2 separate regions of the Homo sapiens genome follow, and region 1 is linked to region 2. Evidence: read pairs that join two places in POLR2A ChIA-PET (ENCODE). Cell type or tissue: MCF 10A. All regions are shown on one strand. Each heading gives the region's core, and the rest is flanking DNA. Links, peaks and the distances in the headings are about the cores only.

Region 1 (5,398 bases), core at 312-5,311, 580 kb before region 2:
TGGGGTTTCTCAGCCTCATCACTAATGGCATTTTGGCCCAAATATTTTGTTTGTTTGTTTGTTCGTTTGGGGTAAGAGCCTGTTCTGTTCATCACAGAATATTTCTCAGCATTCCTGACCTCTACTCATTTAATTCCAGTAGCACTACGTTCCCCTATCCACACTGTTGTGACTACCAAAAATGGCTCTAGAGCAGCCAAATTGATCCCAGTTGAGAACACTTTTAACTCATTGGCTTCTTATTCAGTAAGGCTTTCTTTGAAAATCCAGTGCAGTGTAGGCACTAGATTAGTCATGTGGATAAATGAAATGGATTCATCTTGAGGATAATAGGGCCTTCCTAAAAAGAAAAAACTAGCATCACAGTCTTGATTATTAAAAGTAAGGGAAGGGAAAAATCAAACTAAATTTGGTCTTAAAAATCATAGAGTCAAGTTGAGGTTAATGGGTATTTAAAATCACTCTTCTGAACTCCTTCTACCATGTTTAAATGTCTAAAATAGAACAGAAGTGCTATTCAAGGAGGTAACTATACTAAGACTTACATTTTCCCCTGAGCTTGACTACATAAAAGTATTATTTTCTCTTTCTTTAAAACATTGCAAGAAGGTATCTCACATTTTCTTACCTCAGGAGTCATTTTTAAAACTTCTGGCTTACTAAAGCCAAAAGTTCTAGCCAAAGAAAAGATTGTCCCATAGAAAATTGGAGAAAAAAGTTAATAATGGAAGAAAAATAAGGCAGGGTGCCCCAAAGCACACAGAAAAATTATAATGTCTCTTAACCAAAACACTTTCCAAATAACTTTTTTGCCTACTTTGTAATTTCTTTCACTGTTTGTGGTTCTCTTTCCAATACTTGCATTGTTTAGATGAGCCAGAAGGGAGACTGGAGGGGAATACTAGGATATTAGGCACGCACGTTGTTCCCTTAACATTATTTTTCTATCTGTGCTTTCCTTTCTCTTTCTAGTATCTTTCTTTTGTTATGTGTTTGATGTCTACATTAAATAAAGGATACAACATGGAAAAAAAGTTTTTGTAAGTACTCAAGGAGATAAAAAGCAGGCTATCTTAAAAGAATTTAAATCAGAGTTGCTTCCAAGCTTCTGCCTTGAAATAATCAATATCCAAATTTGGTGGAAGAACATGGTACAATCCTTAGTGGGGAAGCACGTGAGCCAAGGAAATTGATGATGTCATGTACATTGTATACACATGAATAAAAAAGTCAAAAAGAACGCTGTTCTAGTGATTTAACTATAGGTGTATACTTATTTGCTTTTCCTTTTCTTACTGGCCAACATTTATTTTACATTCTTTAAGTAGACACACTACAATTTCTTATAATTGTCCCAGTGACTTCTCAAGTGGATAATCTGGTGACTTCTCCTTCCCGAGACAAGGAGCAAGCACATGACCCAAACTAGGACAGTCAGGTAATGTGTCCCCAGGGTATGATTCTTAAGCCTAGTGGGTTGTTTTTTGGTTTGTTTCTTTAAAAAAAAAAAAAGAGGAATAAGGGGTGGGGTAAAATAACATAAAAGAAGAGAGTTTGCTGTTATTTCATCTGCAAGAAAATCAAACATCTGCTGCTTTAAAGGCTCTACAACTTCCTGATTATTTTGTGGTACCAAAAGCCTTCTTTGGACTTACTTCACTTTGATTTAGTGAGCTCCCTCATATCCTTCTAAGAGTTAACTTTTTGTTTCAGTTAATCATAATCTCATGATTATAATCAAAGAAAGCTAACAAATTAATTGAATATCAACTTTTTTGTTCAACAAAAATTAAGAAATTTTGTTACAATAATATCTGAGCGGAAAAATTACCTACAAACTGAGGCATTATAGTACTGATAGATGTAGGAGATACAATTTCCATCTTTAAGAATATTGAAATCTAATAAGAATAAAATCATGCTTATAACTAAATGCAATGTAAACCAAGCTCTGGAAAGGTTATTTATAGAAAGAAACATTTTTAGTGCACTATAGCATTTCAAAGGAGGGATACATAACAACTGCCTAAAGTTATCAGGGAGAAGCAAAAAAAAAGGAAGACTAGTCTATTTTACATTATGGAAAATAAAAGTTAACAATTTTTTTTATTCTAACATCTAAGTCACAAACTTAATGAAAACACCTTTTTCACAACTTTATATTTATTTTTAGTTGACTATTACAAACTATCCTACATAATTAGCTATATAGCTAACATCATAAATTTCAAAATTCATGATACAGTATTGTTATAAATCGCATTATAACTGTTTCTCTTTTGTGAAAAGAACTAAATGATCGTGGCTTTTTAAAATAAATAAATGTATAAGTTCTTTTAAGTCTAAACAATGTTCTTGAGATTTTGTTTGTGTGCTGGTTGTGAAGTATTCTGGAATTTTGTATTGTATAGTCATTAGTTTTCATATAAATAAATATCATTTAATTAAAATATTATAATTAAGTATAATCATCTCTCCCCATTATGTTCAGGTTATATAATCATATTTTGGGTTATCCATAGGCCTTTTCCCACAAACCACTTAATATCTGATACAGGCCACTGAATCAAAGGAGCTTTCATAGGAACAATTTGGTATTTGAATCTTAAACTTATATGCACAAAGTATACATATAAGTATGGATATGAATATACACATGGTATTTTTAAGAATTGTCGGCCAGGCATGGTGGCTCATGCCTGTAATCCCAGAACTTTGGGAGGCCGAGGTGGGTGAATCACCTGAGGTCAGGAGTTCGAGACAAGCCTCACCAATATGGAGAAATCCCGTCTCTACTAAAAAAACACAAAAAATTAGCCAGCCATGGTGGCGCATGCCTGTAGTCACAGCCATTAGGGACGCTGAGGCAGGAGAATGGCATGAACTCGGGAGGTGGAGCTTACAGTGAGCCGAGATCGTGCCACTGCACTCCAGCCTGGGCGACAGAGGGAGACTCCATCTCAAAAAACAAGAAAAAGAAAAAAATGTACATATGAATGGTGGTTGGTTTAACATTTGATTTAATGTATCCTATTTGTATTTTGTGATGTCTTTGTTATATCAGAATGCAGGACACATTAGAAAGACACGACAGGGGAGCAGATGACGTTTAGTCACTCAGGTGAGACAACAACAGACTTAAGTATATGGGCAGCTGTGGAGTTGAGAGAAAAATGACACAAGATATATTTATTAGGTGATGATTTACCTGCTTATGAGGCTGACATGTAGGATTTGGTTACCATCCAGATATGAAGTTAGGGTTGGGAGGTAAGGGAACAGGTCATGACAAAGTTCTTGTTCTTTGCAAATTGTATAACATTTTAAATGACTCATCCCATTTAAAGAAGAAAATATACGTCATCAGTATTTTTCCGAGACCTCTGTCACTCTAAGAGTTCTGAAAAGAAATAGCACATTTGAATTGTATATGTTTCTGAATGAAAGTGCAAAGAAGTTATTGGAAAGGTGACATATTCTAAAATTCCTTTTTATTTTTAAATTTAGAGCTGTTCGCATTTTTTATTCTAGAGATAAAAGTGGTCTGCTACTGAACTAAAAATGATTTCATTTTGGGTGAATTCTGATTTGTGGTGGCTGACTAAGGTACAAGTCAGAGCCCTGGCACTGCAGGATAGAGAAGCATAATCTGCTATTAGCCCTATTTCGCTGTTGGTTCTCTAATCTGTTGCGCTAGCATGATTTTCCTCTTGATTCTACCTCTTCCAGGTCACAGATGACAAACAGAGAAAAGCTGAATGAGTAGCAGCAGGATAGGAGCAAAATCTTGAGGTTAACTCACTGTTCTGTCTGACCTTTCCAAGGGCAAGCAAAAAAAAAAAAAAGACTATTTCTAAGTTCTTACTAATACAAGCTATTCATTCATTAATTTATTCAACAAATACAAATGTATACCCATGATGTATCCTGCAAGTAGGCTGGTGTTAATTACTTAAAATTGTACAGGAGGCATTAAACACAGGTAAAACACCAAAATAAGGGCATCCTTGATAAATAGTATGTACGTTAATTGCCGTTTGTTCATAACTGAAATGAATCAGAAAAGTCGACTTATGTAATACATTAGCAATACTTATTTGACTATTTTTTTACAAAATGAATAGCCACTTATTTCCCATTTTATTTGGTTTATAAGTTATTTTTATACATATTAAATTGTTTTTTAAAAGGTCATTATTGGACTAGTGACAAGTACCACATTTCTCATTAAAGGTGTGATGATTTGAGGGAGGTTCTAACATTTGATGATGACATATCATTTATGGTACATTTACTGTTATTTAAATGGTAAAATGCAGCATTTATGAGTCATAATCATATCTTCAGCTCCATTGTTTTCAATGAATGTTAGCCTCTAACATTGACAGTTTCCAAGGCATGATAAAACTTGTTTTCCATTTGTGGAAATAAACACCTCACCCGAACACTGTTACTTTTAGTCTTAAAACATAAAAGTTATTGTACAATTTTAAGCTAAAGAAATGCCATTGCTGATTTTATACTTAAGAATAAATATATATTCATATAATAGTTTATGGCAGTTTCTACTATTTCATAAGGGGTTTATATATTTGTGTCCCTTTGGTATAACTGGTATTGTGTGTGAAGTGTTTGTGAACGTGAACAGTAGAGTTGTTTCATTAAAATTAACAGGGTGCAGTATTTTAGTGCCAAATTAAATCAAGTAAAGTGAACTACCAGGACATTGTAATTAAAAGAAATAACAGCAACTTAACATTTTTATACCAGAAGCATCATTATCAGTGTCCCCTGAATTTGGGGGTGCTAGGCATGGCATCTAGAAATGGCTTTTGATTTATTTTCAATGTTTCCAAAAAAAAGTGCAGCAAATATTTACTTCAGTGCATTTTTTCCCCCATGAATAACCACCAATAAAAAATGCATCGTTTCTTGTCCTCCAGGCAATACAGCTAAAGTATACATTGAGATTCAGGATGAAAATAATCATCCCCCAGTGTTTCAGAAAAAATTCTACATCGGAGGTGTATCTGAAGATGCAAGAATGTTTACTTCTGTACTCAGAGTGAAGGTATGCGGAATTATGTTAATATACAGAACTAAAGTAAAAGCTCAGGTTTTGCAGATAAGCTGTAAGCCTGTAGTTTGCATTAACTGCATACTTATGCTGTATAAACAAAAGCCTGAAACTTGGAGCTATATTAGTTTAGTTATCTAAACTCAATACAGATTATATCAGGTAAACACTAAGCAACTTCTTGAGTTTCATTTTACTATGAAAATGGTAACAAAATACTTACGATGTTTTACATTGAATAAGATGTTGAAATGTATATCTTTTCTTAATGGTTTGTATTCCTCCAGTAGGATAACTCAAAAGATTCTCAAAATGAAATCT
Region 2 (5,398 bases), core at 105-5,104:
CAAATCAGAAATTTTTAGTTGTTCCTCACTCTTCAAAATATTTATTCTCCTATTACAATCAACAAGCCTTGAGGATATACATCAAAGTACTTTGTTAATTCTCAGTGAAGAAGAAAATGAAAATACATTAAAGAATATGCTACTTGAAAACTCTGTTTCTTATCCAATATCCATTTCGGGAAAAGTGTCAATAGCTTTAAAATCTTCACAATAATTGCTGGGCCATCATACCTTTACAGGTTTCAAAGTATGCCTGTAGTTTTTCTCTCTCTTTTTTTTTTTAAGGTATTCAAATAGCTATGTTGTCCCTTTTTAAAAAATGGATTGTCACCATGTGGCAGTTAAAAGTTGTTTGTTCGGTTTAACTAATGTTTCAATTTTATGAAGCTTAGTAGAAATCCTTTAGAGCTCCTTATCAACAAAGTACAGAAGAATGTAGCCTCAGTTTACACCTCCCAGATTGCAGGCCCCTTCCAAAGACAAAACAAGAATCAAAAGTGTCTCCTGAAAAACAGAACTTATAGCTGAAGTACTCAGACGTCATAAGTAATTATCTAAAAGTAAGTTAGCAAAGAAGAAAAGTTCTTAGGACAGGACACAGTTGTGTTTTACTGTAATATATTACATGATTTCCAGAAGCGGTAAAATAGCAGGCAGAAAAAGTGCATGAGAACATGAATAGCTAAATTTCTTACCCAGTATATTTGTTATATAGAATTAAAATGTGTGTACATGTATATGTGCATGTATATATACATCCATATACACACATATATGAAAATGATAAAATCTCATGGCCAAAGTAGAGGTTTTAATCATGTTTCTATTTTCAAAAGATTTTTAAAATATTAATTATCATTTCAGAAATGCCATTTGTAAGCAAATAGAAACAGCCAAAACATTAGAATAAAGTGTTCCATTAAAATACATTTCTATAGTCCTCGATTTAATCAGTTCTCTTAACCAAATGGAACACTATAAAACTTGTAATTCGTGAAATAAGTACATTTCCAAAAAATTCATGTTATTTCACAGCAACATACACCACATTTATTCTTGTGAAATAAAATTTGACCTCTGAACTGTAACTTATCATCTAGACATAAATGTTATTCAAAGCCTGGATCCATTATAACTGTCTAAGGACTGGAAAAATAAGACACAATACGTTGTCTGCCTTTTATCATTGCTAAACCTAGTTTTTAATATCTTTAAAAGGGGATAAGAATTCATAGTCAATGTATTTCTTGAAGATGATGATAATACAATAATGAAAATTAAAGTTTTAGAAAGGCTAAAGTACAACACAAATATACATTATCGCTAATAACATTATACAATAATCAGAGCTCCTTCTATCCAGTCTAAAACATACAGCATTATTGACATATGGGTCATGTTTGCACTGAGTTCAGTAAAGATTCAAAATTAAAGAAGTCCAAGTAAAAAAGTGAGATGACAGGGGTTGTTACAAGGCAGAGTATATGAACAAGTTGAAAAAACATTACTCTTATTTCTTGTGCCTTTTAAAAAATAACTCCCCCAACTCCCTGTGACAGTTAACTAGATTTTGTCCACTTTCCCTCTTTATAAATTTTTGACCTTGGCCTGATTTCCTCATCTAGGTTTTTTTTTTTTTTTTTTTTTGAGATGCACAGAATCCATTTTTCCATTACTATCAATTCTGGTCAAAGGAAGATAATTGGATGTAACTTTTATATCTAAAAAAGATAATATATGTTTATAAAGACACATCAATGAAAATAGAAGTACTAAAGCTCTGATGGGCATTTTACAATTTTCAATACTATTTTTTTCTGTGAGAGACAATTTGAGTGTAACATTTTGAGAAAACAAAGAGTGCTTTAATGAGCTGACCCAAAGACCCAGGACTTACGTATTGCACGTAAGAGTAAAGAGAATCAACTCACAGTATAATAAGCACCACCTCAAGTTAGAAATTATTTTTGCAAAAACCTCTATAAGGGACATTGTGTGAAAGGGTGGGTTAACAATATTATGTGATAAGACTCATGAAATTCACTAAGTAGGGCCTATATTCTCATGCAAATAAAGATGGTATGGAAATTGACGTAGAGACTTATAAGAAGACATACACTTACATTGATAAAAATATAAGAGATACATGCTATAACATATATGGGTATCAATGTAGAGGTAGATACAGATGAAATACTAGGATCACCTGTGTGACTTCTTTGACTCAAGACTTCATGACAATCACAAAAAAAATCTTCTTGAGAAATACTGGAGATTAAGCAAATAAGAACTAATTATAATATTAATTTTAGAGTAGGATTTTTGTGTGCGTGTGTGTGTATGGGCAATTCATGGAAGGAAGAGCAGGTACCTGTTTATCTTGTTGTTTCTCATTTTCTGGGACAGTGGACCAAGATCTAGCAGTTTTGAAGATTGGATTCCAAAAAAAGTAGGCCACATAAAATAGAGTTTAGAATTTTATGATTAGGGAAGCCAAGGCCCTGTATATGGTTAATAACATTCTAAAAATTCAACCATTATGTGATCCAGAAATAATTCATCTTTTCAGTGTCTGTAGTGGAGGAGGAGACAGCTCCCCCGCCCCATAGTGTGAATGGGCTAGGGATTAAGCCTGGCTTTTACCACTCTGACAAACTATGAACCTGTCTATCTCAGCTGACCACTAGGATTGATAACCTAAGCACTCATCCATAGCAAATTTGCATGGAGATTTGTAGAAGGTCAGTTCCCACTACAGGAGTCCAGCTTGTTGGCATTAGTTTCAGACAAGTTAACCCTAACCTCTCACTGTACTACAAGCTTGGTATGTTAAAGAACTGTGTACAGCAAATTAATAAAATCAACTTATTAATTGAAATATATATAAATTATACTATTATGTATTATTATATATATTATTTAAATATCTATATATCTATGCATATTAATTAAAATTTGTATAAACAAATTAGAGAAATGATATAAAATGGTCTCTAATATCAAATTCTTTGTGAACCTAGCGACATTGCTCTAATGTTAGAGTCTTTCTGCATTGTCCCTATTCTACTAAACTTCTGCTAAAGAGTCCAACTATTAGAATATTTATTTCCATGCTTTTTTTTTGCACTATTTACAGATAATTCTTAATGTATTAATTAGCTAATTCTACAAGTTAACTTTAGTAGTTTATTTTGTTTTGATTTTCGGGTGACAGTTTTTTATTATAATTGTACCTAACTTTCTAATTAAGTCCCCATGATGAGGTTCAAGGATAATCTTATTTTTTTATGCAACTTATATGGAAGTGCTCCCACATTCAGGGTGTTGCATTGAATGTCAATGACTACTTGAAACTCTTAGATAAATAGTCATGCTGTGTTGTGCCATTTTGAAATATTAAATCACAACCATCCAGGAAAGCCTGAATAATGTGCACAATTAAAAGGAAATAAAATAGACTAAGCAATCATCTTTAAAATATATGTTTATGATTCCATACAAGCACTTACCAGATAATAATTAATGCAGGAAAATTTTAATACAGTGAGATTATTTTAAAATTCAAAGCTACTCTAATAATGTTTTTTAGAAAATATGTCTTAGTCTGCCTTCTTATCAAATTAGAAATGAAAGGGGATGTATCTGTATCAAGTTTGTTCTATCTCATTGGAATGCCAAAATTAAATGTCATAAGGCTCCAACAATTTAATTACTAAAGTGGCTGTGTCAGTTAACAATAGTTTTCTGCTTGAATTTGGAAGTCATTGATTATGGCATACTACCCCGACCTGCTCAATGCAATGCTTCGAAGGCTGCCTGCTGTGGGAATTTTTAGGGAATACTTAATATCTTGCTGCATCAGACATTAAGAAAACTGTTAATATGAGTCCTCAAGAATTATGTGGATCTTTGGGATCCTGGTGGGACTGAGAACTAGGAAGCCTTTCTTTCTCCAGATAAGTTTCTTAGAACACTTGGAAATGGGTCAGATACACTCCCAGAAATACATATTTTTTTAATCAGAGAGCTTGATCCAATACTCTCACTTTGCTAAAAAGAGAACAGCCCAAAATCTTATTTCAATTAGATAAATAGAGTTAGGAGAAAGGATATAACAGTGTAGACTACGTTAACACTGATAGAGTTAAAAAGTTGGCTGACACACATTTAAATGTATTTTTGTTTGTGTTTTATCCTCCATGAATCTGCAAGAAAGTCTGATTCTGGTTTGAAAATATGCGGGGAAGAACTGTTCAAGTGTTTAAAACATACTAACAGTAAACACAAAACAGTGGCCCATGTTTTCAAGGAAGACAAACTAGAGTAATTGCTGTCTGAACTGAACATCTATTTAAAACTTTTATTGGAAGAAATAAGTATTTATTGATGTCCACGGATTTGCTAGGTGTTTTACATATGCTCTCTCATTTAGTTGCGCCAGAACATCTGTGAGGTAGCCTATATTCTCTTCAATTTACATGGGGAAAAACAGACCAACAAACCTGCGGCTCAGGAAGGTTACATAACCTAAGGAAAGTCACAGAGCAAGTAAGCACCAAATCTAGATTTCAACCAAAGTTTCTTTCTTCTATTTTACCCTCAGGGTAGAGTTAAAACTGAGGAGTTTTCAGTGGTAAAATGTTGTCTTTATTGAAAGTAAAATGTCACTTTTCTTGCAATCACCGTCACTGTACTTGGCTTTAAATAAAATTTCACAGATTTGAATTAAATGTTTTTTGCTACTGCTTCTGCCTCTTCTTCCCTTTTTCCTTCTTCCTCTTCATTTTTATCTTCCCTGAATCTATACTACATAATAGTGTTTTCCCCAGTGTGATGTCTGCATGTATTTTTATAGTCATCTGAACACTCAAGAGGTGAAGGCAATAATTTTACAAAGGGGGTATTTGGCTACAGATAGGCATTTAAATAATCTTTACACTACACCATTCTAATAGCTAGCTTCTGTGTGCACTTCACGCCAGGCCAAATGTTTTAATATTTTATGGCTTCACCATTATTTTCTCAATGTATACATAGTGTAGTGGGTAGGAATGGGAAAGAATCAATGGGAAAGAATTATACTAATTCATGGTCCCTGTCTTGATGCTGTGAATTACTTCAGACAGCATTACAATTCATTGTACTAAATAACATAAAATTTATAACGCCCATGATACATAATTCCAAGTATACGGATAATTTGTTAGTTTGTTTTGTCTTTGTTTTTTCTTTTTATTTTTTCCATTAATGTAATCAGGTATACTTTCTAAGGAAAAATTTCAAACAAGGTTTTGAAAAAGACAGAATAGAAAATGCATTTCTGGTTATTAAAGACTGGCCTTGTCTAAGCAAGGCATACTTCAAGTCAAAAACAAGATGATTTGACACAGAGAATAGT

Evidence for each region. ChIA-PET counts read pairs that join two places held together with the same protein. Peaks named below come from ENCODE experiments on the same cell type or tissue, not always from the same donor. Only the 100,000 strongest peaks of a DNase experiment are listed, where the experiment ranks them.
Region 1: POLR2A ChIA-PET joins it to region 2 with 5 read pairs; 3 of 35 experiments call an interaction of 5 or more read pairs at or near these places.

Annotation. Positions count from the first base shown.
Region 1 is chr10:53,902,916-53,908,313 of GRCh38, reverse strand. It overlaps PCDH15 (protocadherin related 15), which reads left to right. Exons shown (of 38, transcript NM_001384140.1): 26 at 4,944-5,071. Among named protein-coding and RNA genes, the nearest start is that of MIR548F1, 700 kb to the left of the region's middle. In MCF 10A, for the core only: no CTCF peak of the experiment used is centred there; a DNase peak (open chromatin) is centred at 3,313.
Region 2 is chr10:53,318,472-53,323,869 of GRCh38, reverse strand. No RefSeq gene overlaps it. Among named protein-coding and RNA genes, the nearest start is that of LINC02672, 290 kb to the right of the region's middle. In MCF 10A, for the core only: no CTCF peak of the experiment used is centred there; no DNase peak of the experiment used is centred there.